Regions from separate parts of the Mus musculus genome. Here regions 1, 3 and 4 are each linked to region 2. A link is a loop called in an ENCODE intact Hi-C map of the cell type or tissue named here. Cell type or tissue: left cerebral cortex. All regions are shown on one strand. Each heading gives the region's core, and the rest is flanking DNA. Links, peaks and the distances in the headings are about the cores only. Region 1 holds the start of Gm20498 (predicted gene 20498). Region 2 holds the start of Med6 (mediator complex subunit 6). Region 3 overlaps Gm20498 (predicted gene 20498). Region 4 holds the start of Cox16 (cytochrome c oxidase assembly protein 16).

Evidence for each region. Hi-C counts contacts between places; a loop is a spot of excess contacts. Peaks named below come from ENCODE experiments on the same cell type or tissue, not always from the same donor. Only the 100,000 strongest peaks of a DNase experiment are listed, where the experiment ranks them.
Region 1: a loop joins it to region 2, with 11 times the contacts of the local background. A loop is called at or near these places in 9 of 42 quality-filtered maps.
Region 3: a loop joins it to region 2, with 2.2 times the contacts of the local background. A loop is called at or near these places in 11 of 42 quality-filtered maps.
Region 4: a loop joins it to region 2, with 11 times the contacts of the local background. A loop is called at or near these places in 11 of 42 quality-filtered maps.

The regions. Positions count from the first base shown.
Region 1 is chr12:81,528,812-81,536,632 of GRCm38, reverse strand. It overlaps Gm20498 (predicted gene 20498), which reads left to right and starts at 3,722. Exons shown (of 6, transcript NM_001309848.1): 1 at 3,722-3,917. The coding sequence starts at 3,854. Synj2bp (synaptojanin 2 binding protein) reads left to right here and starts at 3,722. Exons shown (of 4, transcript NM_025292.7): 1 at 3,722-3,917. The coding sequence starts at 3,854. In left cerebral cortex, for the core only: no CTCF peak of the experiment used is centred there; a DNase peak (open chromatin) is centred at 3,714; H3K4me3 peaks cover 2,054 bases; H3K27ac peaks cover 716 bases.
Region 2 is chr12:81,592,751-81,600,296 of GRCm38, reverse strand. Med6 (mediator complex subunit 6) reads left to right here and starts at 5,289. Exons shown (of 8, transcript NM_001347384.1): 1 at 5,289-5,357. The coding sequence starts at 5,336. In left cerebral cortex, for the core only: no CTCF peak of the experiment used is centred there; a DNase peak (open chromatin) is centred at 5,177; H3K4me3 peaks cover 1,578 bases; H3K27ac peaks cover 635 bases.
Region 3 is chr12:81,490,457-81,498,277 of GRCm38, reverse strand. The region is part of intron 3 of Gm20498 (predicted gene 20498); the gene reads left to right. Synj2bp (synaptojanin 2 binding protein) reads left to right here. Exons shown (of 4, transcript NM_025292.7): 4 at 1-6,084. Among named protein-coding and RNA genes, the nearest start is that of Cox16, 9.2 kb to the right of the region's middle. In left cerebral cortex, for the core only: no CTCF peak of the experiment used is centred there; no DNase peak of the experiment used is centred there.
Region 4 is chr12:81,479,534-81,487,354 of GRCm38, reverse strand. It overlaps Gm20498 (predicted gene 20498), which reads left to right. Exons shown (of 6, transcript NM_001309848.1): 4 at 6,353-6,424. Cox16 (cytochrome c oxidase assembly protein 16) reads left to right here and starts at 2,218. Exons shown (of 4, transcript NM_001309809.2): 1 at 2,218-2,458; 2 at 6,353-6,424. The coding sequence starts at 2,390. In left cerebral cortex, for the core only: no CTCF peak of the experiment used is centred there; DNase peaks (open chromatin) are centred at 1,563, 2,276, 2,438 and 3,416; H3K4me3 peaks cover 1,920 bases; H3K27ac peaks cover 1,686 bases.

The DNA of each region.
Region 1 (7,821 bases), core at 932-5,931, 62 kb after region 2:
TTTTACTCCTGGGAACAGACATCATGACCAAGGCAACTGTTATAAGGATGACATTTAATTGGGGCTGGCTTACAGGTTCAGAGGTTCAGTTCATTATCATCAAGGCCTGAGCACGGCAGTGTCCAGACAGGAATGGTGCAGGAGGAGCTGAGAGTTTTACACCTGCATCTGAAGGCTGGTAGGAGACAACTGCCTTAAATGTGGTTAGCGTGGTTTCATTGCCCACCCCAACAGTGACACACTTCTCTGACAAGGCCACACCTTCTAATAAAGCCTCTCCCTGGGTCAAGCATATTCACAGAAATCATATGATTTCTTTTCTTTCAGTTTGTTTATATTGTTGGATAATGTTGATGGATTTTTGTATATTGAACAAACCCTACTTTCTAGTGGATGAGTGAGGATGCTTGAATTTCACTTAGAAGGGGAAATAAAACAGTCATAGGAGGCAGATGGAGGGAGGGAACTGTGTGGGTGAGGGGATGGGGAAGGGGATGGGAGGTTCAGGATTGAGTGTGGGGACAGGCAGGAGAGATGGCCAGATCATCACGAGAACCAATGCAAATCTGCAACTGATGAGGGTGGGAAGGTGTATGTGGGGGAACTTGTGGACATGCTAGAGACCTGGGGTAGACTTGTTTAAGAATCAATGGGGATGACCTTAGCTCACAGCATTTGATATATGGAACCTGAAGAGACCACCTCCTGTAGCCAGGCAAGAACCCCAGTGGAGTGATAGAGACACCAACCCAGCCACAAAACCTTTGACCCAAAATTTAACCTGCCTACAAGAAACGCAGGGACTGGAGATGAAGCAGAGACTACAGAATGACCAAGCAATAAGTGGCCCAACTAGAGACCCATCTCATGGGCAAGCACCAATCCTTGATACTATTAGCGATACTCTGTCATGCTTGCAAACATGAGTCTAGCATGGATGTTCTCTAAGAGGCTCCACCCAGTAGCTGACTCAGATGATTGCAGAGACCTTCAGCCAAACAGTGAATAGAGCTTGAGGACTCTTATGGAAGAGTTGAGGGAAGGCTTGTGGGCTCCAAAGGGGATGGAACTCCATAGGAAGGCCAAAAGTGTCAACAGACCCAAGCTCTCAGAGACTGAACCACCAACCAAAGAGCATACATGGGCTGGACTTAGGTCCCCTTGCACATATGGAACAGATGTGCAGCTTGGTCTTCAACTGGAATGGATGCTATCCTAAAAGCTGTTGCCTGTCTGTGGGATATATTCTTCTAGCTGGGCTGTCTTGTCTGGCTTCAGTGGGAGAGGATGCACCTAGCCCTGCAAAGACTTGATGTGCCAGGGTGGAAGGATAACCAGGGGGGCCTCCACCCTCTCAGAGGAGAAGGAGAGGGGGCATTGGGGAAGGACTATGGGAGAGGGTAACCAGAAATGGGGGCAGTGATCAGGCTGTAAAGTGAATAAAAGTAAAACAACAACAACAGCAGCAGCAGCAGCAGCAGCAGCAACAACAACAACAACCCTACAACTAAATCTAACCAAGGAAGTAGAAGGAAAACTTTAAATCTCTGAAGGAAGGAATTCAGGGAGCTACTAGAAAACAGAAAAACTATCCATACTCATGAATTGGTAGAATATTGTGAAAATGATAATTCTATCAAAGGCAATGTACAGATTCAGTGCAATCCCAGTCTCTCAAAGTCCACCCCCACAGTGACACACTTCTTATAACAAAGCCACACCTCATAATAGTGCCACTCCCTAGGCCAAGCATAAAACATCACAGATGAGGATTAGAAAACAAAGCACTCAAAAGATAGTAAGGGACAATAAAAAGCATGGCTATGTGTTCATTGCTTTTAAAGTAGTTATCTATGAGGTTTACGTGGAGTTTGAAGTCACTGTCTTACTAGTAGATGGTTGTGGAGGGGCACCTGACAGGTACAGTTGACAGAGTTGAGGTGTAGTTCTACAAATAAAGGAAGGTAGGACATGTTACACGTGGTTTAAGATTCTCAGGCAATTTCTAGAGAAAGGAATGAAGTTCCTGTCCACCTAGAGCCATACACATTGAGGTTTTAGGCTTAGGACATTGACAATTTTATATACATTATCTATGCAGGGAAGAAATATTAAGTCTATGTCAGCAGCCTTTACAGCAAATGCTGCTCAATGTGCTAGAATGCTTGCTCAGTTGGCAAGAGTTTTTTTTTTTTTTTAAATGGGTAATTTTTTCCTTCCTTCCTTCCTTCCTTCCTTCCTTCCTTCCTTCCTTCCTTCCTTCCTTCCTACCTTTTCTTTCTTAATATGTAAGTACACTGTAGCTGACTTCAGACACTCCAGAAAAGGGTATCAGATCTTGTTACAGATGGTTGTGAGCCACCATATGGTTGCTGGGATTTGAACTCATGACCTTTGGAAGAGCCGTCAGTGCTCTTACCTGCTGAGCTATCTCAGCAGCCCGGCAAGAGATTTTAATCAGACCTGGAGATGACAGGATCCTTCTCCCCTCATGCCTCAGGTTCCCTGCCTTCTTGTCCTGTCTCATTCCTATAGAATCCACCTCTGACTTGTTTTAATAAACCTGAGTTGCTGGCTTGGCTTTTAGCCATAACTTTGAATACCATAGTCTGATTATGCAGTCTTTGATTCTCTTAACACCACAGGAGTCCCTTGAGTCACCATACATATTTATGGTCACCTTCCTGGTCCTTAAGGCCTTTGTAGTTTTGATACCTGAAAGTTTCTTCACCTCTGTTTGGAATGTCCGATCTTAAAAGTCAAGATGGGCTGGAAAGTCACATCTTAAGTCTTGCAATCATTTTGTGAAAAGGACATTTCACCTCCTTTTGCTTGGAGGATTTTTCTTGAACAAGCCTATGATTATCTTTCCTCTGTATATGTGTACACATTTCTTAAGTTAGATAGGCCTATTATTAAATGCAAGCCAGGGATATATACATCTATTTAAAAGTTAAGTAAGAGTCTTGTCAGGTCTAAGTTAAGAAATCTTGTGCATAAGGCCCTGGAAAACAATGCTCTCAGATGTAAATATCAGGGAAATCCTCACTTCCTGTCATGTGTGTCAGCCCAGGTGCCTTGCTTTAAGCAGTGAACACTTGCTTGATGAGAGAGAGAGAGAGAGAGAGAGGGGGGGGAGGGGGAGGGGGAAGGGGAGGGGGAGGGAAAGGGAGTGGGGAGGAGGAGGAGGGGAGGGGGAGAAGGAGAGATGGGGGGAGGTTTCATTTTTTTATTTGGATACATTTTATTAACTAACACGGGGACTGCTAACGAAGGAACTTGAAGCAGTGTTACCAAGTTTTCTTACATGGGGCATCACATTGGATTTCATCTGTATTGCACAAAAGGTTACAATTTCCCACCCAAGTATGCAATCTCATTAGTACTTTGCCTATGATGCCTTTCATAGAGTGGTTTGAGGCTCATAAAAGATCTCTCTCACACACACACACACACACACACACACACACACACACACACACACACATTTGTAGATATTTTGAGATTTTTATTTAAAATGTCAAACGTATCAATGTAATTCTATCTCATACCATTATTACCCTCTCTCCTTCCCCATGCTCTTCCAGTGTAAGCGAGCATTATACCTCTCTTTGCTCATGGCTCCTCAGGATCGGCCTTGAGAACAGTGCGAGGTACCGGAAAACGCTGGTGGGCTCAGAGAACCACCACTCCCAGCATCCTCCACGTTCCCAGTGCCCGCGGTTTCCTTTTCCGGTCTGACCGCTGAGGAAACTGTAAAAGCTATGCTGGGGAGGCAGCGCGGAGCTTGATTCACCTTCACCTGCTCTGGCCACCCGCTGACCCGGGGTTTCCGGCCGGAGAGCAGTCAGATATGAACGGACGGGTGGATTATTTAGTCACGGAGGAAGAGATCAACCTGACGAGAGGACCTTCGGGTAGGCGCGGGACATGGAGGGAGTAATTGCTGCGTCCCTTGCTTTGGCGGAGCCGGGTTTACCTGGCTGGAGAGCAGGCAGGCCCCGACCGAGCGGCTTCCCAGAACGCTATCGGGCACGGAGCAAAGAGTCCATTGGCATCTTTTGTTAGCTAGATAACGGACCCAAGGACTCTGCCCCATAATCCAGTCGGATTACCACAGGCGTTTATGGCCAGGACGGGTTTCTTGCTGTTGGTGGCAATAGCCAAGACCAGGAAAAAGCCCGCTGTTTAGCCAGCGTGTGGGAGCCGCCGTATCCGTTATTCAGTTGCTTGCTCCATCCTTGTTTCTTCGCCGAGGGCCCGTTCAGGTAAAAACAGGAGCAGCGAACGGCGGTGTGTGTGTGTGTGTGTGTGTGTGTGTGTGTGTGTGTGTGTGTGTGTGTGTTTCTGAGTGTCTCACAGTTTCTCCGGTGCTAGGGTCCCTGCCTGCATTTTTGCGGAATCAATTTACCATATCAACTGGAATGCTAAAGCGGGCGGAGACCTTTTACAGAAGTTTTCAGACCTGGCCACACTTGACCACCATTACTTGGGCGTTTTCGTTTTTACTTTTTAGCAAAATATTGAAATGAAAATGTTGTTTTCTAGTCTCACCTTTAGAAATTTGGATTCAGTGTGGATCAAACAATTCTTGAAACAAACACTTCATGTGATTCTGACAGGAAAATTCCCATTTAGCGTTGCTGTGTGGTCTTCCTCATGGATGCTCATAGCTGGATTACTACATCGTGTCACTGCCTTCCTTAGGCTTTGCAGTTTTCTTTATGGCCTTAACATTTTAGGTTTAGGGTTCACCACTTAGAGCCAAGATTTTTTGTTTTTGTTTTTTGTTTTAAATCTAACATCTTACCAGTTTTTTGTTGTTGTTGCTTTTTTTTTTTTGGCTTGTTTTAATGTATTGGCAGAATAACTTAACTGATGGATTCTTGTAGTTTCTTTTCTGTAACATGGAGACAGTTATGAAATGAAGCGTTTCACATATAGTGTTAGGATGAAGCCACTTGCTCTCTGGAAAATATTTAGGACAATGTCTTGATATATGGTAAGCAGTGTGTATTTGTTACTGTTGTCATTAGTGAGTGAATGGCTAAACTGACTCCAGTAAGTTCTGTTAGATACTGTATTCCAAGAGTTGAATAAATCATTGGTTACTGTGAATTTCTATTCTGATGGCCACTACTTAGCATAGTCTGTTAACTTTCCTTATCTATAAGTTTGCAATAGCTTAATCACTGCTGACTATTCTGTGTAAAGCACAGCTTTCAGAACTAATCATATATTTTGTCTTCCTGTTATGAGAAAATTGGAAGTTGATCATATTTATGGGAATAACTCTCTGCTAATCTTTGTGGTTTATACAGAAGCTTTGCTCTGGGTAGTTCTTTGGGGGTGCTGAGGTAACTTGACAGAAGCTAGAGTTAATCTGGGAAGACCCTTAGTTGAGAAAAAACGCCCCCATCAGATTGCTTGTAGGCACTCCTGTTGGCCATTTCTTTTTTTAAAGATTTATTTATGGCCGGGCGTGGTGGCGCACGCCTTTAATCCCAGCACTCGGGAGGCAGAGGTAGGCGGATTTCTGAGTTCGAGGCCAGCCTGGTCTACAGAGTGAGTTCCAGGACAGCCAGGGCTACACAGAGAAACCCTGTCTTGAAAAACCAAAAAAAAAAAAAAAAAAAAAGATTTATTTATTATATGTAAGTACACTGAAGCTGTCTTCAGACACTCCAGAAGAGGGCGCCAGATCTCGTTACGGATGGTTGTGAGCCACCATGTGGTTGCTGGGATTTGAACTCCTGACCTTCGGAAGAGCAGTCGGGTGCTCTTACCCACTGAGCCATCTCACCAGCCCCCTGTTGGCCGTTTCTTAAGTTGATGATGGAGATGGGAGAGCCCAGCTCACTGTGGGCAGTGCTACCATGGGGCAGGTAGGTGGTCCTGGATTGTACGAAAGCAGGCTGAGTAAGTCATTAGGAGCAAGCCAATAAGTAGTGCGGTTTCAGTTTGTGTCTCCAGGCCTGTGTTGACTTCTCTTCATGATGGTCTGTTTAGGATTCAGTAACTCCTTTCATCCCTTCATGCTTGTATCATGGTGTTTTTTTTCATAGCAGTAGAAACCTAAACTAAACTCAGAAACTTTTGCCCAAGGCTTTTCAATATGCCCAAGTTTCTTGAATCTAATTTTCTTATTTTATTTAATTCTTCAATCCAACTTTGAGATTAACGTAGTAGAGATGGATTTTTATTACATTTGTGTGTCTATGTGTTTTTGTTTGTTTGTTTGTTGGGGAAGGGGCCCGTAGAGGTCAGAGGACAACTTTCAGGAGTCAGTTTTCTCCTCCTATCATGTGGGTTCCAGGGATTGAACTCAGGTTGTCAGACTTAATGGCAAATACTTCCTACCCGCTGAGTTATCTCACCCAGCAGTCTCAGATCTGTAAATAAAAGTCTGTTTTTTTTTAATGTGTTTTTTAACCTTTTGCTAATGAACCCATAGGATCAATGAGATACACATTTCTGATTCCCTTTGCAAATGCATTAAGGCATCTAGTTCTTTAACCTAAATAACCTACCATGATACTACTTTTTGTGATGTTTGAGATTGTCTTCTTGCCACATAGCAAGAACCCAATATACTTGGATATAGAGTCTTAGCTGTGGTATCACAGTATTACCAGGTCTTCTGACAAGAGCAGACTTCTGATATTAATCACAGTATTACCAGGTCTTCTGACAAGAGCAGACTTCTGATATTATTCTTGCTTTAAGCATAAAATTTGACATAATATCATTGTTTAAACTTTTGGGCATTTGAATAGGCATTGTCTAATTTCTAAGCATTGAACTTACAGATCTAAAGTTTCTAGTCTTAGTATTTTCCTTCAAAGATTAGAGCAGGGAAAAGCTTCAAAAGACTAAATAAGAGGAATACTTATAGCTAGTTAACATATTTTTACACAAAAGGGTTTATTTTTGAATTGTATAGTTATTTGTTTAAAAATAAAGTTCCATTGAGTGGTTTCTGGACTTTTTATAAAATATTTTAAAATATTAGTCATTGTCATTAGTCAGGATTCTCTAGAGGAATTAAGTCAATAGAATGAATATCTGTATCAAAAGGGAATTTGTTAGATTAGCTTACATGATAAAGTCTGAGAAGTCCAGCAATGGCTATTTGCACAGTGAAGGCTGAGAGCCTGGTAGCTGCTCAGCAGACCCAACTTGGTGCTGACAATCTGGAGGATGCCTTGAGAGTTACTGGCCTTTAGTCCATATTGGAATCCCAGTGATGAATGGTTCTGATAGCAGGGCAGAAATGTGGCAACAGCAGGAGCAGCAGCAACAGGGTAGACTTACGCACTCACTAACAGGGTGATTAAACTCATCAGGGAAGTGTGAAGGAAGTACAGCTTTAAAAAGCAAGCTTTTTCCCTTGAACTGCCTATCTGGTTGACACTGGAAAGTACTGTCTACAATTTAGGGTGAGTCTTTCCATTTCAGATAACCTCATCAAGAAAATCCTTTATATTTTGTTCATGGCTAATCTCTTAGTTGATTCCAGATCCAGTCAAACTGAAAACTAAGATTAACCATTACAGTGATGTAAATCATTGAACTTGCTGGGAAAAAGTAATTACAAATTTAGGATTAAATTTGGTAAAAAAAAAAAAATCGTTGGAAGTTTGTTGGTTCAGTAAACAAGGAAAGGTTTCAAGTTCCTGCTTATCACTTCCTCATTCCTGGTCTGTGGCACCGTTGGTCTCAGAATCTTCATGGAGATGTCATGGAGAGACACAGGGAATAAGTCAGGAATTACCACTGACAACTTCTAGGTAATTTTGATAGTGTCATAGGAGTCTTTCT
Region 2 (7,546 bases), core at 2,547-7,546:
TGGGCTCCTACATGACAGGTGAGTAGGGTACTCCTCTCTGTAACATTCCAGAATCAGCTAAGCAACTTGAGGACATTAAACCTGAAGAACACTATGCTGGTCACGTCTCTTCCACCTTGCTGTGAAATTCTGACCATCTAGTTTGCTATTGTTGGTGCTTTTGGTTGCTTCTTGGGGTGTTTGAAGTTTAGTGCCATACAACCTCACAAACCTGGATGAATGTTCTGTAGTGAGAAGAATGATGATAGCCATCGAGTGTCTGTAATTCTGTTTCTTCCGGGCTGAGCATATCTGTGTTCTGTAATTGGGATCAGAGGTAGAGAGCTCTCAGTGATTAGACTACTTTACAATTACAGCTACTTCCCTGGGTGGACAGCTGTACTGTTTTGTATTTTGTGATATATATATATATATATGTGATTCATTTTCTTGTAACCCTTAAACACACAAACCGAATAGATACTTGATCTCTCCCTGGACCACTGAAGTTACTCTCAGAGATTCCAGAATAACATTTCAGTGGTGTTGTCTCAGCAGTTCTGGGGTTACTTTATACCCTCGTTTGTATTATGAAATAACTGAATTCCCTCTTCATAAGAGGAGAAAATATGGGATGGAGAGATGGCTCAGCGGCTAAGAGCACTGACTGCCCTTTCAGAGGTCATGAGTTCAATTCCTAGTGACCACATGGTGGCTCACAACCATCTGTGATGGGATCCAGTACCCTCTTCTGGTGTGTCTGAAGACAGCTACAATGTACTCACATATATAATGTAAACAAATAAATCTTTTAAAAAAAAGAGGAGAAAACATCTCACACAGACATCACACTTGCTAGAAGATGTTCTTAGAAAGATATCATATGAATAATGGTCATGTATTTCTTTTTTTTTTTTTTTACTCAGAACCTTAGCATAAGTTGTCCTTGGGTTGTATGGTCTGCATTGTTCTCTAGTCAGGAGAGATCTTAGGTGTTTTCTTAAGATCCATTTCCATATCACAACCTCTCATTTCATTTACTGTTGAACTCTAGGAGTTTATTATTGTCCCAAAGGCCATCATACCATCTGTTCACTTTTACAAGCATTAGCTCAATCAACAAATGTTGCTGAGCACCTTCTGCAGAGGAGAGCCTGTCAGTTACTAAATAATTAACAGGCCAGCGCCCCCTTACCTCAGAAGAGCTAGCTGGCTCTAAATCTCAGCCTTAAAAAGCTAAAGAACCCCTGGTCTATCGGATGCCTTACAAACCTATACAAAATAAACAGATCTTCATTTTCATCTACTCACTGTTGTTACTCCTAAGTTGATTAGTCGCAGCTGGTTTTATAAATCAGTACCCTGAGAGAATGCCTCTGTCTTCTTCACCAGGGTATTAGTCACTATTGCTTTTTAACACTGTCCTCTAAATATTTCAGTTCAATCATTTGTATTAGTGTAGACACCATTTAGTTTCCAATGACTTCCTACTTAGATTCCCTGACTTGAGTCTTATGACCACTTCAAACACTTAAAGCAAGCATCTTTCTAAACCAAAGTTCAATCACATTTATCCTGTTGCCTGTTGCCTGTTGTCAAAGACAGGCTCTGTCACCATATGGTAAACCCAATGGGTGTCAGTGGTATAGCCACTGACAGGGGTCTGCCCAGACATGGACCAGGGCTGCTGCCTGTGGCAGCCAGCAGTTAGAGAAGAGAAAGGGGGAAAATCAAACACTTACACGCATGCGCACACGCACACACACACACACACACACACACACACACACACACACGGGGGGGGGGGGCTTGGTGAGTAGAGCAAGCTCCAACATACATCCACACAAGCTTTGATGGATGGAACAGAGCTCCAACACATTCCCACACAAAATTTACACACATATATACATATATATACCTATATACATATACACATATACAAAGCATTCATATATACACATAGTTGGTAGGTAGAAGGAACAATGTTCCAACAACTTTATTCTTTCTCCCATGGCTTATATGTCCCAGCAAAATCTTTCAAGCATTATAAAATTACAATGTGATTACATTCTAGTTTTCTTCTAGTGAATGACTTCCCCAATACCTTCATAAGAAATAACATTACAGCCGGGCATGGTGGCGCACGCCTTTAATCCCAGCACTCGGGAGGCAGAGGCAGGTGGATTTCTGAGTTCGAGGCCAGCCTGGTTTACAAAGTGACAGAGAAACCCTGTCTCAAAAAAACAAAAATAGAAAAAGAAAAAGAAAAAAAATAACATTACATAGTACAGGTAAACAAATTACGGAGCTGGAGAGATGGCTCAGCAGCTAAGAGTACTGAGTGCTTTTCCAGAGGGCCTGAGTTCAATTTCCAGCAACTACATGGTGGCTCACAACCATGTATAATGGGATCTGATGCCCTCTTCTGGTGTGCCTGAAGACAGCTACAGTGTGCGCATATATATAAAATAAATAAATAAATCTTAAAAAAAAGCAAATTATTCCCAAGAACTCACAAACATTTGTAACTAAGCAACTTATTATAGATTACATAGATTAAGTGTGAGCAAGCAAAGTAGTTTTCTCAGCCAGTTTCTCTTACTGGCAAACAGCAATTTGAGGTTCAAAAAAAGGGGGGATTAATTAGTTCATTATTTATAAAAAGTAATCTTATAAGAATCTTAAAAGAATCACAAATCTAAACTTTTACATAAAAATCAGTGATATCTACTTTAAATCCTCAGAATTAATATACTCATCAGCAATTCTTATTATACTTTTACGCAGAATGCACATATTCTCATCAGTAATCCTATTAAATCATATCAGGACATTGAGGGTAAAAATGAGTATAAGAAATCAGCCACCACCAGCCAGCCTCAGTGAGACTCACGTCAGCCAGGGCTGCCATTGTTCTTGTTCCTTGGCCATAAAATGTTCCTAGGTTACCTTATAAGAGTGTGCCTTTCTGAACTTCAAATTGTTACCTAAGATGTTCTACATCAGAGCCAGTAGCAAAAACATCTCAACCTAGCTTCACTAACAATTTTATTTTTCCAAATATTTTCTAAGGGTGGTGGTCACTGCTGACAATCTATATCTTTAAGTTCTTTCTAGAGTGGTAACTATATCATTAATCTGCTCCAGCAGTAATGCTTGATAAAGAACAAGCACTATTATTGTGAGGGACAGAGATACTGTCCAGTGAGGGGTGGAGTTGCCCTTAGAGTTTTCACAGTTCCTAGATTAAGGGGGCAGTGAGGGCAGCGAGCGGAGCAGAGCTCCTAACAGCATGAAGTCCTCAGGACCTGTGGTCCTCAGGGCGGTGCCACACCCAGGCACACCAATCGTGAATGTTCTAACCTGTGGGCTGCATCACATAAAGCTATTTAGCTATATCCTATAAAACTTGCTGTTTCCTGTTGAAACTGTCCACATAAAAACAAAAGAAACAAAGAAACAAACCAAACAGAAAGCCCTCTGGCAGGGCCCTCGCCAGGCTGCAAAATACAGTGAACTTCTCCAGTCTGGCTTATCATACGTTCTGTGTGTTGCCACAGCCTTTCCTAATCTTCTAAAGACATAAGGAAACAAGATCAGTGAAACAAAACCCAAAAGCTTGCCTTTTCCTGCTGAAACTATCCGAATAAAAACAAAGAAACAAACCAAACAGAAAAGCAGAGCAGTTTGGACACACTTCTTTGTCATTTCCGGTATAAAATCCTAGTTCACAAATTGAAGTGAACAAGAAATATGTTTTCTCTGGATGTGGTGGCCCACACCTTTAATACCAGCACTTGAGAGGCGGAGGCAAGTAGATCTCTGTGAGTTCAAGGCCAGCTTGGTAGCCTAGTCAGCAAACCAAGTTCCAGGACAGCTAAAAAATCTTGTCTTGAAAACCAACGTGTGTGTGTGTGTGTGTGTGTGTGTGTGTGTGTGTGTGTGTGTGATGTATTTATTATGCTGAGAATTTAAAATGTGGAATTCTTTGATCTGTGAGTCGAAAAGTCCCAGTTAAATTAATGGTTCTCCTGCCTTGTTTGTGGATTCTGGTTACATGCTGGGGGAGCCTAGGTAGTCCTTAGTTTTGTGAATTTAGGTTCCTTCCTTCAGGTTTTGGGGTTCTCCTCTCAGTTTCTGTATCTTGTTTGTAAGCATCTCCATCATTTTGCTTTTAGAAAACCACACTAGAGACAGAACGTTCTGTTGTGGGTTTCTATGGCTTCCTCACATCACAGAATTGTTCCCTGCCTTCAAGTGTTTAGACACTACTCAAGGAATTCCTCTTCTCTCTCTCTCTCTCTCTTTTTTGTTGTTGTTTTTTCGTTCCTTTTCTCTCATTTAAAAATTTTATTTATTGATTTATTTATTTATTGATTTATTTATTTATTTATTTATTTATTTATTTATTTATTTATTTATTTATTTATTTTGAGACAGGGTTTCTCTGTATAGCCCTGGCTGTCCTGGAACTCACTTTGTAGACCAGGCTGGGATTAAAGGCATGCGCCACCACGCCCAGTTCCTTTTCTCTTTTTAATCTTGTTAATAATTCACCCCTGAATTCCCTTCCTATCTCTTGAAATTTAGTCATAAAATGCTACAGGTTTTTAACTGGTTTAGGTTTTTAGTTGGTTCAATAACAGGAATAACAAAGTCTCTTGATTTTCTCTGCTTGAGATAAGGTGAAAAACGGAGCTCCTAAGTCTAACAGTTTGTTTTTATACTCATGAGGTTTTTAAAAATACTGTCTCTGTGTGTAGTCCAGGCTGGCCCCAAATTTGTTATGCACTTGGCTCTGCCTCCTGAGAGATGGGATTACAAGTGAAAGCCTTGGTTTAGAGAATTTTAGAATGTTAGTAGTGAGCACGAGGCAGCGCTCTGTTTAACCTCTTTACTTGTAAATGAAATTACTTTCCCCACTGTTTGGGCCTAACGCTTTGCTTATTTTTTGTTTGTTTGTTTTGTTCTGGCTCTGTTACTACAACCTCTGCCAGCTGCAGTTTGGCATCTAAGCGAGGGGGTCATTCTTTATCTTCTTACTCCACAGGTCTACAGGCCCCGCCTTCCCTGCGCCATCCTTCTGCGTGTCCCAATCCCCTCCCCTCCCCGCCGCCACCCTGTGACACGCCTTCTTCTTTCCCGCCCGTGTCCAACGACCAAAGCTCAACCCGGCTCCACCCACTTTAGGTCTCATCCCCGCCCCCAAACACTTTTTTTTTTTCCTGCCGCCGCGCTCCGCGTGAATACTTTTGACCTCCCCGCTAACCGTACGGCCGGCAGCCTCCGCTTCCGTCGCGGTAGTCATCGCCTTTACTGTGCGCCGGAAGGAGGCTCTTATAGCGCTTTTGGAATTATGGCGGCGGTGGATATCCGAGGTAATTAATTTTATGCTCCCCTTACCAGATTGTGGTTTACTGGGGTTTCATAGCTTGCGGAAGTCAGCGTTACCCTCTTTTGTGAGGTCTCTCAAGTTCTTCTGAGTGGCTCCTGGATACCCTAAGGCTCTAATCTAACGAAAAGGGGTCGCGCTTTCCCGTTTTCTGACGAGTCTCTTTAAAAGGGTAGATGCGGAAAAACTAGAAACAATTTAGGGGTTTCTCTCACAATGCTGGGCGTTATGTCGGGGCGAAGGGATAGCTTTTCGGAAGAGAGAAGTGGAATAAGATAAGGGCTGATCCCACCTTATGGGTCCCCGGACAGAAATCCCCGTCTTCTTATTAATAATTTTAAATTTTAGCCTATAATACCTTTCACTTATCATTCATTCAGTGGTTGCCTTCGGCAAGCTGAGCAGTAGAGGTATATTTTCATTGAGTAAGAATAAATAAATGAATGGAGACTCAACCTCTTACTAGCTTCTTGGTCGGGTAGCATTTTGTTTAGCAGTTTGTTTTTGCTTGTGTATATTTCATTCTTCCTCTTGGCAATTTCATACATGTACATAGTGGATTGCTTATTACTTAGATTTGTTAGCGTAATTGTAATGTGTCTGGTGTTTAGAGGAATGGCAGAGAAGCTGGCATAGGGAGGAGATGTAGAAGAGAAGATCTGGAAAGATAAATGTGAGAGAACAGTCAACAGGGACGGCATATTCTGACTTTGTCTTTTTTTTTTTTCATTTACGCATTTCTTTACTAGATCATTTTAGCTGCTGACAGTAGTGTAAAAGTCAGGGATAGAATTAGAAACAAAAAAAGGAAAACAAAACGAAACCAGGGCTTTTCTGGGATGGACAGAAATTAGAGGTAGCTTGGAAGAGTGATGACTGCATTAGTGAGAAGGTTAAATCTGCTTGGTTTTTGGTATATTCTGTTTATGAAGTGATCACAACTTACCTTTTATTTTCAGACTTGACTTTTCATTTCAGTTTTTGTAGATGAATGTCCATGGATACATGAGGCTGTTTAAATTGATTGAGATCTGTGAATAATAAAGTAAGTCATACTTGCCTTGACCTTCAGGCATGGATTGGAAGCATTTAGTGATTATTATGCTCATTCCTGATGAATAAAAACTCACAATTTAGTGGGAGCAGATTATCTGTGATTCTGGTTATGGAATAAGAATTAGTAATAAGGGGGCTAGAGAGATGGCTTAGCGGGTTAAGAGTACTGATTGCTCTTCAGAGATCCTGAGTTCAAATTCCACCAACCACATGGTGGCTCACAACCATCTGTAATGGGATCTGATGCCCTTTTCTGGTCTGTCTGAAGATAGCCACAGTGTACTTGCAATTATAAAATAAATTAATTTAAAAAAAGAATTAGTAATAAAAGTATATAAATTTGCCATGAGAACAGAGAAAATGCCACCATTACTACTGTAACAGTTATTGGGTTACAGTGTGCCAAGCATTTAATGTGCATAATATTGTATGTATAATTATAGATCTTACCTACCTACCAATGGTTAGTTAATAGATATGGACATGAAATGGTTATGCCTGGTAATGGCAGAAAGATAAAACTTTTTTAAGGAAAAAGTTATCGTTTCCTAAAGCAGCTAAAAGAAATGTACATTTTATGGTAAATGGAATTGTTAGTAGGATTAGGAAATTTAAATCATAGTCGTGGTTTTCCCTGTGTTGCTCTTCATTAGCAAAGATGCCTTTTTCCAAAAACATTATTTCCTGGTTTTATATATTGTGACTTTACCCATATATATTTGTGTGTATACACACACACATACACACACACACACATATATATAAATGGTTGGTATTATTTTTGTTAATATACTTCATTTGTTCCTTTTATTTTATTTTATTTTATTTGGTTTTTCAAGACAGGGTTTCTCTGTGTAGCCCTGGCTGTCCTGGAACTCACTTTGTAGACCAGCCTGGCCTTGAACTCAGAAATCTGCCTGCCTCTGCTGGGATTAAAGGCGTGTGCCTAAACGCCCATCATTCCCTCTATTTTAAAACACACAAAGCATGATTTTTTTTTTAAAATTGTTTTAACATGTAACAACTTTTTCTCATTTGATTAATATTTCACGGGATTGCTTGTCACTTTGACCTAGATCTGACTTCTTCAGAAATGGTAAAAGTAGCTGTATAGAAGAG
Region 3 (7,821 bases), core at 1,136-6,135, 100 kb after region 2:
AGAAAGGTGAGCTAACTTCAAGTTAGATACTCCCCTCTATTTTGGTCTCAAATTTGTTTTAGTGTGTCCACAACATGAAAACATACAAAAACTATATTTTAAAAATCAGTTTACTTTCATCTTTTCTCTTTAGGCTTTCAATAAAGACCAGAAGGACTGATAGACAGCTAGAGAGGATCGTGTAGGCATCCAGATTAGAATGGAAGAATCCATTGAACAATCTGAGAAAACTAATCAGGTGTTGTTTTAATCACATTAGTTTTAAGTTAGATACATGCTCTTTGTAGTATTTTGGGTTTTATTGTGCAAATAAGCAATTAAAATATATTTAGAAGCCAAGTATAATGGTACATGTCTTTGCTCTCAGCATTAGGATGCAGAGGCAAGCAGATCTCTGTGAGTAGGAAGCTAGTGTTAGATCTCCCTCACCCTCTCCTCCCTCTCCCTCTCCCTCTCCCTCTCCCTCTCCCTCTCCCTCTCCCTCTCCCTCTCCCTCTCCCTCTCCCTCTCCCTCTCCCTCTCCCTCTCCCTCTCCCTCTTCCTTCCTCCCTTCCTCTTCTTCTTCCCTGCCTCCCTCTCTCCCTCTTCCTCTGGTGTGTGTGTGTGTATGTGTGTGTGTGTAGTCATAAGGATTTTATTTTACCCACTTTGAGTGGAATGTATCTTTGTACAGATAATGATGTTTTTCTTCATTTAGCAGATAACTATCAACACTAGTACAGAAATACAAAGATAAAATTTAGTCACTAAGCTGGAACAACTTACCTTTTGAGAGTGGGTGATCTTTTTTTGTATCTTTTTAACATCACTGAAGAATACAGGGTTTGACTTCCTAAGCTCTCTACCTCTCACAGTAGTTTCAGGGTTGGCTACTATCCTAGGTTAAGTGTGCACGCTCGACTTGCCCAGAAAGCATATGCCACAACAGGATCCTTCTGCACACGTTTATTGGGAGAGCTTGATTGCAGAGGCGAAAAGACCCAGAGCCCAGAACTGGTGCTGCTTATATAGGCCTAGGAGAGGCGTGTCTCACACCCGATTGGTTATGCTTTCAGTACCTCATTTACATATCTACATCCGATTGGTTATGCTCTCAGTACCTCGTTAACATACCCCATTTACATATCTACACCCGATTGGTCATGCATTCAGTACCTCATTTACATGTCCCGGGCCAGGCAGTGACTAGGCAAAAAAACTCTACTGCACATGCGCATATTGGTTGTTTACCCAAACTTATGGGTGGTGGCCAGCGGTAGTAAGCGCCACCTTGTAATGGCATATATGGCTTCCCACAGTTAAGCCTTCTTTGCTGTACCTTTTAACTTCAAAATTTTATTGAGACCAGTCCTCACCTACAGTGTGCAGTTATGATTTTTAAAAAAGAGACAGTATTTTAAAGAATTCTGACCAGTGGGAATGAGATTCTGAACTGCCATTAACTCTTGTGTTGATATGTATATAGAGAGTTCAAAGCATGTGACTATTTACCCGATGCACTTAATAATACAAAATTTGACAGAAGAAAGCACTGTTGATGAAAAATCCAGCTCTATTAAACACTAATGCCTCTAACTGCGAATTCCCCTCATGTTCCATTACTATAGGGGAGACAGGGAAGAAAGGAGGACTAATAAAGGTTTTCAATGCAATTTTGTTATTTGCCAGCAGAATGATTTACAAAAGAACTTCGTAATATATTGACTAGTAACAGGAAACTGGGATGATTCTTTTCAGTGTTGACAGGTTTGCAAATGAAGACACAGAATTGAATTTCGTTTCAGTTGTAATGCTATGTTTCTAATTCTGTTTGAATACGAGTTTATTATTACTGGATACTTGTATACCTTCCAGGCTTTTCACTTCTTGGAAAATTATTTTCTTTAAGTACCTTATGTTATTTCCTTTCTGCTCTGATTCTTTTTTTTTCTTTCAGTTTTTAAAATCTACTTAGAATATTAAACAGGATGGAAGTAGAAAAAAACTCATATGAAGTCCTCTATGAAAGGAAATTGTGACAAGTTCCTGATTGGACAGAAACCATTCCATCTCCAAGGGAGAATATGCAGTGTAACTGTGTCTTCATAGAATGAGTTAGATAGTGTTCCTTCTGTTTCTATTTTGTGGAATAGTTTGAAGAGTATAGGTATTTTGTCTTCTTTAAAGGTCTGACAGAATGGGACTCTTTAGATAGTATATCTGATATTTGGTATCTGTCTAGAAAATTGTTCATCTATATTTTCCAGTTTTGTTGAATATAGGCTTTTGTAGTAGGATCTGATGCTTTTTTAATTTCCTCAGTTTCTGTTGTTATATCTGCCTTTTCATTTCTGATTTTGTTAATTTGGACACTGTCTTTGTGCCCTCTGGTTAGTCTGGCTAAGGGTTTATCTGTCTTGTTGATTTTCTCAAAGAACCACCTCCTGGTTTGGTTGATTCTTTGTATAGTTCTTTTTGTTTCTACTTGGTTGATTTCAGCCCTGTGTTTGATTATTTCCTGCCATCTACTCCTCTTGGGGGTACTTCTTTTTGTTCTAGAGCTTTTAGGTCTGCTGTTAAGCTGGTAGGGTTTGCTCTCTCCAGTTTTTTTTTTTTTTGTTTTGTTTTTTTTTTTTTTTTTGGAGGCACTCAGAGCCATGAGTTTTCCTCTTAGGACTGCTTTCATTGTGTCCCATAAGTTTGGGTATGTTGTACTGTCATTTTCATTAAATTCTAAAAAGTCTTTAATTTCTTTCTTTATTTCTTCCTTGACCAAGTTATCATTGAGTAGAGTGTTGTTCAGCTTCCATGTGTATGTGGGCTTTCTGTTGTTTTTCTTGCTATTGAAGACTAGCCTTAATCCGTAGTGATCTGATAGGCATGGGATTATTTCAGTCTTTTTGTATCTGCTGAGGTCTGTTTTGTGACTGATTATATGGTCAATTTTGGAGAAGGTACCATGAGATGCTGAGAAGAAGGTATATTCTTTTGCTTTAGGATGAAATGTTCTATAGATATCTGTTGAATTCATAACTTCTGTTCTTTTCACTCTGTCTCTGTTTTGTTTGTGTTTCCCTGATCTGTCCGATGATGAAAGAGGGGTGTTGAAGTCCCCCACTATTATTGTTCGCGCTGCATTAACGTTTGTTTTATGAATGTGTGTGCCCTTGTATTTGGAGCATAGATGTTCAGAATTGAGAGTTCTTCTTGGTAGATTTTTTTCCTTTGATAAGTATGAAGTGTCCTTCCTTATCTTTTTTGATGACTTTTGGTTGAAATTTGATTTTATTCAATATTAGAATGGCTACTCCAGCTTGTTTCTTGGGACCATTTGTTTGGAAAATTGTTTTCCATCCCTTTACTCTAAGGTAGTGTTTGTCTTTGACACTCAGGTGTGTTTCCTGTATATAGTAAAATGTTGGGTCCCGTTTACGCAACCAGTCTGTTAGTCTATGTCTTTTTATTGGGGAATTGGGTCCATTGGTGTTAAGAGATATTAGGGAATAGTGATTGTTGCTTCCTGTTATTTTTATGTGTGTGTGTATCTTCTTTTGGGTTTGTTGAATGAAGATTACTTTCTTGCTTTTTTTAGGGTGTAGTATTCCTCCTTGTGTTGGGAGTTTTCCATCTATTATTATTCTTTATAGGGCTGGATTTGTGGAATGATACTGTTTAAATTTGGTTTTGTCATGTAATATCTTGGTTTCTCCATCTATGGTAATTGAGAGGTTTGTTGGGTATAGTAGCCTGGGCTGGCATTTGTGTTCTCTTAGGGTCTGAATGACATCTGTCCAGGGTCTTCCAGCTTTCATAGCCTCTTGTGAGAAGTCAGGTATAATTCTGATAGGTCAGCCTTTATATGTTACTTGACCTTTTCTCCTTGTTGCTTTTAATATTCTTTTTCTTTGTTTTGTGCATTTGATGTTTTGACTATTATGTGACGGGAGGAATTTTTTTTCTGGTCCAGTCTATTTGGAGGCTTGTAAGCTTCTTGTATGTTCATGGGCATCTCTTTGTTTAGGTTAGGAAAGTTTTCTTCTATAATTTTGTTGAAGATATTTACTGACCCTTTAAGTTGAGAATCTTCACTCTCTTCTAAACCTATTATCCTTGATTTGGTCTTATTGTGTCCTGGATTTCCTGGATGTTTTGGGTTAGGATCTTTTTGCATTTCGCATTTTCTTTGACTGTTGTGCCAATGTTTTCTATGGTATCTTCTGCACCTGAGATTCTCTCTTTTATCTCTTGTATTCTGTTGGTGATGCTTGCATCTGTGACTCCTGATCTCTCTCCTGGGTTTTCTATCTCCAAGATTGTCTCCCTTTGTGATTTCTTTGTTTTTTCTATTTCAATTTTTAGATCCTGTGTGAGCACTAAAAGGGGTGTAGGGGAAGGAGGGGGAAGGGCAGATAACCTGCGCCCAGCCAGAGTTCCTCTTATGCTCCAGGCAGGCGGATACGGGAGGGGTACTGGGCACTGTCCACTCGGCCCTGGGTGGGCATCTAAGCCACTGACCCCACTCAATGGTGGGGGGAGGGCGGACAAGGGGCAGCCCCCAACCGGGGACCCCAGGGCGACACCGGGTTGCCCTGGGGTTATTGGAGAGAGGCGAGAGTAAACACAGTGGGCCTTGATGAACAGAGACAGTCTATGGTTTTAGAGCTTTATTGTAGAAAGGCAGGGAGAAAGAGAAAAGGTAGAAAGAGAAAGAGACTGGCCATGTCCGAGAGGAGAGAAAGGGGGAAAAGGAGAGAGAGAAGAAAGGCTAGAGTAAGAGGGAGAGAGCAAGAGGGAAAGGGTGAGGAGAGAGCAAGGAGAGAGTAAGGGGAGTAAGAGCAAGAGAGTAAGGAGGGGCCAAACAGCCCCTCTTATGGTGTGCTGTTATCTTTACTGTTGCTAGCTAGCCTGAAAGTCAGAAGCTTGGGACATTGCCTATGTGACTACTAACCATGCTTCTCTTGTGGGAGCTGAGGGGGCAGTAACTTTGACAGGAGCCAGGGTTCCAGGAGACATGAGAGAACTCCTTCCATCCCATGTAAGTGAATTATCACCACTGGGTCCCGGGATTCAACATCTAGCCTCAACTGGAAACCAGGCTGTCTGTACATAGCCCAGAGCCCCACAATCCTGGATGATTTTGTTCAATTCCTTCACCTGATTTGTTGTGTTTTTCTGTAATTCTTTAAGGGATTTTTGTGTTACCTCTTTAAGGGTTTCTAGCTGTTAACCTGTGCTCCCCTGTATTTCTTTAAGGGAGTTATTTATGTCCTTCTTAAAGTCCTCTATCATCATCATGACATATGATTTTAAATCAGAGTCTTGATTTTCTGGTGTGTCGGGCTATCCAGGGTTCGATAGAACTGAATTCTGAAGGTAGAACTGGATTCTGATAATGCTAAGTAGTCTTGTTTTCTATTACTTATGTTCTTGCTCTCACCTCTCGCCATCTGTTTATCTCTGGTCTTAGCTCATCTTGCTGTCTCTAACTGTGACTTGTCTCTCCTATAAACCTGTGTGTCAGCATTCCTGGGAGACCAGTTCTCTCCTAGAGGAATTTGGGTCTGGAAAGCTGTGGCACAGGGTCAATTCTGGGTGCAGACGGAAACCAGAAGGATCCTTTCCTTGGCTGTTCCTTAGTTCCTGTATCTTGATGGCTTTGGGCTCGTCCCTCTTGGTCCAGGAATTTGAGTAGAAGTGGTGGTCCTACCTGTGCTCACTGATTTGTCAGCACTCCTGGGAGACCAGCTCTCTCCCAGCGGTATTTTGGTATGGAGCGCTGTGACACAGGATCAGCTTCTGGTACAGATGGAAACTCGAAGAATCCTGTCCCAGGTTGCTCCTAGGCTCCTCTGTCCTGATGGCTCTGTGTGAGTCTCTTTCTGCTCTAATTCTTATATCCCTTGGATCCCTGTATGTAAACATCAGCTGTTTCACAGGTTGCATGCCTGAGAGCTACTTGCAAAGCAAGTAGACATAAATCACATTAACTAGGACTCATCACCAATTCATCAGTGATCCTGTTTCAAGATCACTGTTTGATACCAGTGTGTCCAGATTTGCCTCTTGAACTATGACACTCAATAAAGACCTGTTTAACTTATTGAACGTTTACAGTCTTGGATTTTTTTTTCTTTAGAAGACTATTAAGTATTTCCTTATTTTTCTGTCATCTTCATAAACCAATATCTCTGATGGGACAATGGGAAGGGGAAAGAAACATAATTTTGAGGTTTACTTTACCCAAGAGGCCAACACTAGGACTCAGCACTATCATAGAATTTCTAACAATTCCTGAGTGCTGACCAGGGTCCTAGTTATTATCCTAAGCCCTTAACATTTCACTTTAGGCTCACAAAACTCTTAGAGAAGCTGTTATGTCCGTTTTACAATGAGATGAACAAGGCATAGACAGGTTAAGAAACTTGCCCAGGTCACACAGTTACTTAATGTCAGCTTAAGTTTAAAGCCATGCAGTCTGGCTTCAGAGTCTTCATCATAATCAGAACACACTACTGCCTCTACTTTCTAGGTGCTAGATACTGTATTCTACTGCACTTTCCCAGTATTAAACTCTCAAAACTACAAGGCAGTTTGAGTCGTTCCAGTTTTATAGGTGAAATAAGTCAATGGTTAAAGATGATAAACTTGTTCCAGATGTACAGCTGTTTTGTTACCAAACCTGGCAGTTTACTTCAGACTCAGAAAGTCTAGTAAATGACTGGGGTGGTGAGATGCCTCAGCATATAAAGGCACCTTTTACCAGGCTTGAGGACCTGAGCGATTTCTGGAACCCACATGGTGGAAGACATCTGACTCCCCCAAGTTTTTCTCTAACCATCACTCCAGCACCAGGACAACAACTCCTACCCCTAGACACACACACACACACACACACACACACACACACACACACACACACACACACACGAGAGAGAGAGAGAGAGAGAAAGGGGGGAAAGGGGGAGGGGGGAAAGAGAAATAATTTAAAAATGTTTTAGGCTTGCAGTTCTTATATTTTTGCATTTATAGCCTGAAAAGAACAATGAATATTAAAAAGATATGGTTCTATTCCAATAAAGTTTTATGGTTATGCGTTACTAGTGATACAGTGTACTGCCAATCCTATGACATCATAAACTATATGTAGGCAAACCTAGAAGGTAGAGTCTTTTCTCAGATTTAAATTCATGTAGCATGCTATTAAACCTTCATATATGTAAACATAGAAAATATTTAGTAAAAATACTAGTCTATGGGAATTTTCAGTTACTAAATTTTTCAAGAACTGTCTTATATGCAGTCCATAGGTGGCTAAAATACTGTATGTTCCATTACTAGTTATCAAAACAAACAACTCCAAACCTGTCCATATTAGGCTCTTGGTCACATTACTAAAAATTGTAAACCTAACCAGGTTCATCTGAAGTAATAAAAATGGAAGAAATTCTTCAAATGTTGATCGGTTTGAGTCCTAAATGGAAAACCATGACATATTTAAAGAATGGCTCTAAAATATGCAAAATATGCATTAGCATATTCTGTAGTCATGGAAGGCTCAGTAGGGAATGTGCTTGCTGTGCAAGCATGAAGGCGTAAGTTTGGTTACCCATTAACCACATAAACTTTGACCGTAATGGTACTATATAACAGCAGCAGTACGATGAGGAGACAGGATTCAAATGGAAAGCTACAGGTTCAAAGATTGCTACAAATTATAAGGTGGAGAGAGAGGAAGATACCCAATGTTGACTACGGCCTCTACACAAGCACATAATATGGAGTAGGGACAAACATACACAACAACCTCCAAGAAATAGGTGCCAGAAAAAAATCCTATAAAAA
Region 4 (7,821 bases), core at 1,480-6,479, 110 kb after region 2:
CCCCAATATTAATATTCAAACTCTGAAATACTGTAGCTATCCTCCTGTTTACTTGTTTGTATGCTACTAACAATAGTGACACTTTTATACACTAACACAATACACAGTGTGCCAAGTTATAAGTCAAAGGCTATGGAGCTCTGAAGAGGGAATAATTTATGTTGCCTATAGAGTACAGTGGACTTCAAGTACTATGGGAGTGTGTAAATTGGAGGTGTGTAAATTCATGGCATATTCAGTAAGGAATATTAGTATGGAATGAAAAGTGGCAAAACCAACCAACTAAACAAAAACACCACCACAACAAAACAGCACCACACTGTAGTCTTCTAACAAATAATTTTAAACTTGCTCTGAAAATTGTAGAGACAGAGAGGATCTTTTAATTATGTATAAACCTGTCTTTCCAGTGCTGTGTGAGATTAAGATCATTCAGTCTCCCCTTTGCCTTTATGCCCTCTTTCCCCCTGACATAGATGTTATCCTAAGCTTAAGGAGATACGTAGCTTCTCCTGTGGTTACTTGTGAGGCTACTCCCAAAGCATTTCAGTGGCATCAGAGAGACAGAGGCAGAGGCAAAGGTTTTCTCTGTCTCTTCCTGGAAAAGACAAGGCAGGTGTTTTGTTCATCCAAACTATCATACTTTCTAGTTTGTGTCCCTATTAGATGACCTGTTTCTTCTTTTTTGTTTCTGTGTTTCTTGACTCATCCAGAGGCACACAAACAATGAAAAACAAGTGTTCATTCATTAAGTATAGGACTTCATGAAATTCGCAGGCAAAAAAAAAAAAAAAAAAAAAAACCTAGACTATATCATCTTGAGTGAGGTAATCCAGTCACAAAAGAACACACATGGTATACACTCACTGATAAGTGGATATTAGGAAAAAAAGCTTGGAATATTCATGATACAACTTATACAGACCATATGAAGCTCAAGAAGAAGGAAGACCAAAGTGTGATGCTTCAGTCCTACTTAGAAGAGGGAACAAAATAATCATGGGAGATAGAGGGTGGGAAGGTTGGGAGGAATAAAGGAAGGGGAGAAGAAAAAAAGGGGGGGCAGGGTCAGGTGGGAAGAAACAGGGGAGATGTACAGAGCCAGGATCAGGGAACTGAACAGAAAGGTGTGTTGCAATGGGAGATGAACAGGAGGTAGCCAACAGAAGGTCCCAGACACCAGGAAAGCAAGAGGTTCCCAGGACCCAATGGGGATGACATTAGCTGAAATACCCAACAAAGGGGAGGGAGAACCTGTAGAGACCATATCCAGAGGTTAGACATGACCCCCAGTTGAGGGATGGGGCCACCCACTTTTCTCAAAAATTTTAATCCAAAATTGCTCTTGTCTAAAGAAAATATAGGGACAAAGAGTGGAGTAGAGACTGAAGGAAAGGCCATCAGAGACTGCCCTACCTGGGGATCCATCCCATATGCAGCTACCAAACCTATTGTTGATCAATACCCATACAGCCATCACTATTGCCGATGCCAAGAAGTGCTTGTTGCAAGGAGCTTGATATAGCTGTCTCCTGAGAGGCTGTCAGAGCCTTACCTATACAGATGTGGATGCTCACATCCAACCATCGGACTGAGAACAGGGACCCCAATAGAGGAGTTGGGGAAGGACTTGAAGGAACTGAAGGGATTTGCAACCCCATAGGTAGAACAACCAATCAGATTCCCCAGAGCTCCCAGGGACTAAACCACCAACCAAAGAGTATGCGTGGAGGGACCTATGGCTCCAGGTGCATTTGTAGCAGAGGATGGCTTTATCTGGTATCCATTGGAGGAGAGGCCCTTGGTCCTCTGAAGGCCTGATGCTCCAGTGTAGGAGAATGCTAGGGCAGTGAGGTGGGAGTCGGTGGGGGAGCACCCTCAAAGAAGCAGAGAGTAAGGAGTAGGATAGAGGGTTTGCGGAGCAGAAACCGGGACGGGGGATAGCATTTGAATTGTAAATAAATAAAATAATAAAAAATTTTAAAAAGTTCAGTTACAACTGATGAGCCACGACTTAAAATGTGTTCATTAACCTGGTGCTACTTGTGCATTAGCTTAAAAACCAACCCCGCCCTTTATCTGAGTTTCTTGAGTCGCAGAAGTCAAGATCCAGAATATGCGAATTACAGATTTTCCAAATCGAAAAACCCAATTGCACCCGGCGTATCCTGAGGTCACGGAACCAGAGCTCAGAAGCCTCGACTTCCGGGGGAGGGAGGAAGCAGAAGTGCGTTAAGGCCAATCGTTTCCGTTTGCCTCGGGGAGGCTTATCAGGCGTGGACCTGGCACCCAAAGCCTGCGCTGAGTCTACAACTTCGCCTGAGACGTGTTGCGGGCCGCGCTGGGCTCGCTCTGGAAGCGGCTGACTAAGCAGGCCGCACCTTCTGCCATGATTGCGCCCGCTGTGTTGCGAGCTCTGCGTAAGAACAAGACTCTACGCTATGGAGTTCCCATGTTGGTGAGCGGCTGTGACGGGAGCAGGGGCTGCGAGTCCGGAAGGGGCGGGCCCTCTTTGGCTGAGTGGCGTATTGGTGCTGTCTTTCGGATACTGCTGACTAGGGGGTCTGTGGGAGCCACCGGAGCTTTGAGGTTTTTGTTTTTGTTTTTAAGTTCACGCTCAAAAGTGTACCTCGGGTCCCGCCATCCCCCACCCCCCGTTTCCTTTCCCTTCGTGAACGCGCGTGTTACTATCCCCGTTTTACAGTACCTTTCCTGGGTTAAATGTTGAGATTTTGCAAGAAGACTAATCAAATGTCTTCTTTAATAATTACATTCATTTGTAGTAATTATGTTCATAATTTGTTGTTTGATCATTGTTAAGTTAATTTGCTTTAGCATATTACGATATAAAAGAAAATAAACAAAAACTTTTAAAAATACAAGACATTTTTCTTGGTGTGGTTCTTGGCACGTGTGAAGTGCCTTTTGTATTTAAGCACTGCTAAAAGAAAGGTTGATTTTAGAAACGTAATATGTTTTTTTAAGTCGTCTTTGATGTGTCTGGATCTTGTTTTGATAATTAGGGAACTCTGCAATCTGCTTTAAGAGTTTTGGGGTAAGCGTTCGTTTTTATAAAATGACAGCAATTTACAAGGCATATATAAATTTTTTTATTTCTGCAAGTTCCTCTGCCGTTCAAAATCACGGATGTTGCTACTGACTTACCATTTATCACTATGGGAGTCAATTTGATTTTCTTTCAAAATTATAAAAGTCAAGATGTTATGGAAAGAAAAAAAAAATCTCAGGGCTAGGCTTTCTATGTAGACTTAGCACCCTGCCCTATTTTCGGGGCTACCCAGCAGGAAAGAGGCTCCTTTACAAATGGAAATTCCTTTCTTGGTCAGTTTTTAAATGGTCCTATCAGTCTTATGAAGGCACACTCTGGAACTCTGTCTAGAAAAAACTCTTAAGCCTAATTTATTTTACAGATGCCCTTCCAGAAGTTAAGCAAAGAGCACTTTCTATGCCCAATTTGAGAAATCCTCCTCTGAGTTCTGGGTTTCTCCTCTTCTGTTTTATAACGCGCGCGCGCGCACACACACACACACACACGCGCGCGCGCGCGCGCGCGTGCACACACACACACAGCTAGCTAGTCGTTCATTTCTGTTTGCTTTATGCACATACATGTGTGCAAAATAGCATTCTTTTTTATTTAAAATTACTATATAGATTTAATAGATAAGCACTGTGTTTACACCCTTTTCATCCCTACCTCTCCCCCGCCAACTTCTCCTGTGATTCCTTTCTCCCTTTCAGTTTTATGACTTTTAAAAATTAAAATTGTTACATGTTAATTATATATATGTGTGTATATATATAAAATTATATATTATATGTATGTATAAAAGCAGCCATTTTGATTTAGTCTTATGTATCCCAAATAGCATTTTTTTTAAAAGTAGCTAAGAATATTTTATATGTATAATTGTTAAATACAAATTTTTATTGTGGCTGCTGTTTACCTAGAAATCATGGTGGTTAATGAAGGGCCCTAAAACCTAAGAGGTGAATCTCTAGATTGCAAGAGAGGAAACAAGAGGAGAGAATGTTCTTAGAAGAAAAGCATATGGCCCATTTTTCTGATGCAGAAACCCTTTCAGAGAGCAGAGCAGTTCCTCTAATTGAGCCACTAATCTAGTGAACAGAGACTCTAAATCTAATGTTGTTTTTTTGATGATTTTTTTGTTTTGTTTTACTTTTCACCCTTCAACCTGTGTACATGTGCAAGCGTGTGCGCATGCAGGGACACGCAGCACAGGTGCTCTCCCCGTTTCTTACCTTCTGAGTTTATCTAGTTTTTTTTTTTTTTTTTTCATTTTCTTTTTGTCAGAAGTTTTAAAGTTACAACAGTGGAGTTTTGTTGCTTTTATGAACCTCAAATTTTAAATTTCTATTTTATGTTTTTACACTCTTTCTATTTAATTATTTAAGTAGTGATATGGATATCAAGCTTTTTGCTCCTAATTGGCTTAGCTTATTCATCTCTGATGTGAGGATTATAGCCAGCTCACTCTTGGGTAAAATAGCAGTAGCAGTTTGGAAGCTCTCTGAAAGGGTTTCTTCATACAGAAAAATGGGTCATATGCTGCAAGACTCCTTTATAATTTGTTAAGAAAATAAAAGGCAGTGTTTACAAATGTCCAATTTTGTAAAGTCATGAAGTTGAAAGAAATTCTACACAGACAAGGCCAGAGTTTTATTCCCAGGTGTACCCTATGTAGTTATAGTATTAGAAACTCAAGGGAGGAGAGAGGTGGTTCCCTGATTAAGAGTACTTGCTGCTCTTTCAGAGGACTAGAGTTTCCCAGCAGCTGTATCTGGCTGCTCGTGACTGCTTGTAACTCTAGCTCCATGGTACCTGATGTCCTCTTCTGATCTCCACAGTCACCCGCATGTACTGGCACATCAATAGACACATACGTGCACATGTACACGTAAGCGTGCATGTATGGTTGCATGCACAAATACTAAATAAATCTTAAAATTAAAACTTCAAGCAAAACAGATTTTACTGATTCTGTGTGATCAAAGAAGACTCATGAATCAAACAGCACTCAAAACTCAAAGAGGTTTCAAGAGTTCTGTCCTGTTACATCGGCAGGAAATATTTATAGACAAAACAAAACAAGACAAAACCAACCAAACAAACAAAACTAAAAAAATAACTTAATTGGATAGACATTTTTTTTTTTTGACTTGGTTTGATCAGTTAGTTAACAAATGGCATTTCTGTTGGTTTACCTTCTAAGGTTACATACATCTCTAAAGGGATTTAAGTAGAGACAGGTCCACTCCAAACTATATAACAGTAGGCAATCATTTAGTTGGGTGTGTTTTTATTTCCTTTTGAGTTTGGAAGCAGGGGAATCGGAAGTTCAAGGCACATACCAAGTTGAGGGTCATCTTGGTTAATGAGACCCTGTGCCTTAGTTGGTTTCTATTGCTGTGAGGAGATACCATGACCATGTATGGCAACTCTTACAAAGACAAACATTTAGTTGGGGCTGGCTGACAGTTTCAGAGGTTCAGTCCATTGCCTTCATGGCGAGGAGCACAGTGGCATGCAGGCAAACATGCTGCTGGGGAAATAATTGGAGAATTCGACTTCTAGACCTTCAGGCAGCAGGAAGAGAGAGCCTTCTAGGCTCTGACACCTCAAAGATCATCCCCAGTGTGATACTTCTCCATCAAGGCCACACCTCCTAATCCTTTCAAACCTTGTGAATCTCTGATAACTAAGCATTCAAATATATGAGCCCTTGGGGGCCATTCTTATTCAAATCACCGCACTCTGTCTCAAAAAAAAAAAAAAAGTAAACAAGAAAAGTCAAATACATATGTAGTATTGATTTATGACATCAGTTACAATCTTATAATTTTTCCAGGATAGTATAGTGGCCTCCCTTTCTGACATTTCACTTGCTGCATCTTGTCTGTTGTTTAAAAAAAAAAAAAAAAAAAAAAAGAGAAAAATCTCATGGATTATTTCAGATGCAAGTAATTCAAATGGCATTTATTGCAATATATTATCATTGTTGTACTTTATTACTAGTTATTGTTGCTAATCTTATTGTGCCTATTTTGAAAATTAAACTTTGCTATATGTATTTATGTATAGAAAGAAAACAGTGTATTTAGGGTTTAATATTTGTTCAGGTTTCAGGTGTCACTAGAATGCATTTGAAGGTAACCCCCACCACATTTACTTTTAAGAAAATGAGTAATAATTTTCTAGGAAATATAATCTATAGGTTGTTTATATGCTGTCTAAGGCATTGTTTAACTGAATGTAGCTAGTCAGAGTTGACCTTCTAGTTCATGTAGCTATTCCCTTCCTTTGTTTCAGTTGCTGGTTGTTGGAGGTTCTTTTGGTCTTCGTGAATTTTCACAAATCCGGTACGATGCTGTGACAATTAAGGTAAGAACTATAATTGGTGTTTGGCTTGTGTAGGAGAATTTCATGCTCATTTCACTTAGCAATTTTAATCTGTTTTGTCTTGCAAACCCAATAGCTGGTCTTTGCACCTTTTCTTGTTTAGAGTATCACTAATGTGAGTCCGTGCAAGTGAATCATATGAAGCATTCAGGAAAAGGTCTCTGTATTTACTTGTAACATTGTTGTTTCTCTCCCCAAATATTCTCAGACGTAGTTGTTTTTGGATTCTTATGGAATTTAAGAACACAGTTTTCCTCTCTAATTATAAATGAGCTATTCTATTGTAACTGCCAGTGATGTTATAAGTATATTGCCATTTCTCATTGGTAATTGATACTAAAATAAAATATTTTATTATAAATGAAGACACCTATCTTTTTTTATAGCATCTGTATTATTGTAGGAGTGAGTATACTAGGACCTCCATTTTACAGGTGTGGAAAAAAAGGTCCAGACAGCTATACTATCCTGCGTATAGTAATGTGTGTACACCGGACAGAGCTAGGATTTGTACCCTCTGTAATTACACTTTCACTCTTAAATTTGTGCTGTCTGTTACATAAGATGTCTGGTTTATTAACTGAGAAATGTCTTGTAATTTGGGGAGAGGGAACACATACCTGATAGTTGAAGACTTTTCTAAATAATATATAATGTACCATTATATGCTGGAACAAGTATTGTTCACTGTGGTAGTGGACTCTCCATTGCTGTATCCCCACCAGGTACTACATACTGCTAAGTATGTAGTTTAAGTACATGTGAATAGGACAGTCTTTGATTTGCCTATCTATCTTGTGCTTTGTAACAAGAGAGTTTAGCTTAATATTTAATGTAAATATTGTGACCCTATTTTCAAGACCAGATAATGAAAATAAGAATAATCATAATAATAGTGCTGATATGATCCAGACATCACTAGAAAAGAAAACTAAGTAATCCTGTTACTTTAAGGACAGATGAAAAGGGCACATGCAACTAGAGTAGGGAGTTAAATAACCAAAACAGCAGACTGCACAATATGCAAAAAGAAGTTGCAGTTGGTTATATTGGATATGGGGATGAAAACACATAAGAAGACTGAATCCCACATGTCCAGGAAGAAACAGTCAAGTACTTACAAATCAATCCTAAATTGGTTCATCTTAAAACAGGGTAGTAAATGCTGAGTTAGCTTGTGCATACACCCCACTTACTTATCATATTATTTATTTGACTGATCTACAAAATTTATTAAAATTCCATTTTCTTTATGAGGTGGAACTAAATATAGTGGTGACCAACAGGGGAAGATCTGATACTAGACATGTTTTTGTCTAGCAGGAACACAGTTGGCCTTGTTCAGTCTTATCAAGGGTCTAGCTTTCTATTATTTTATA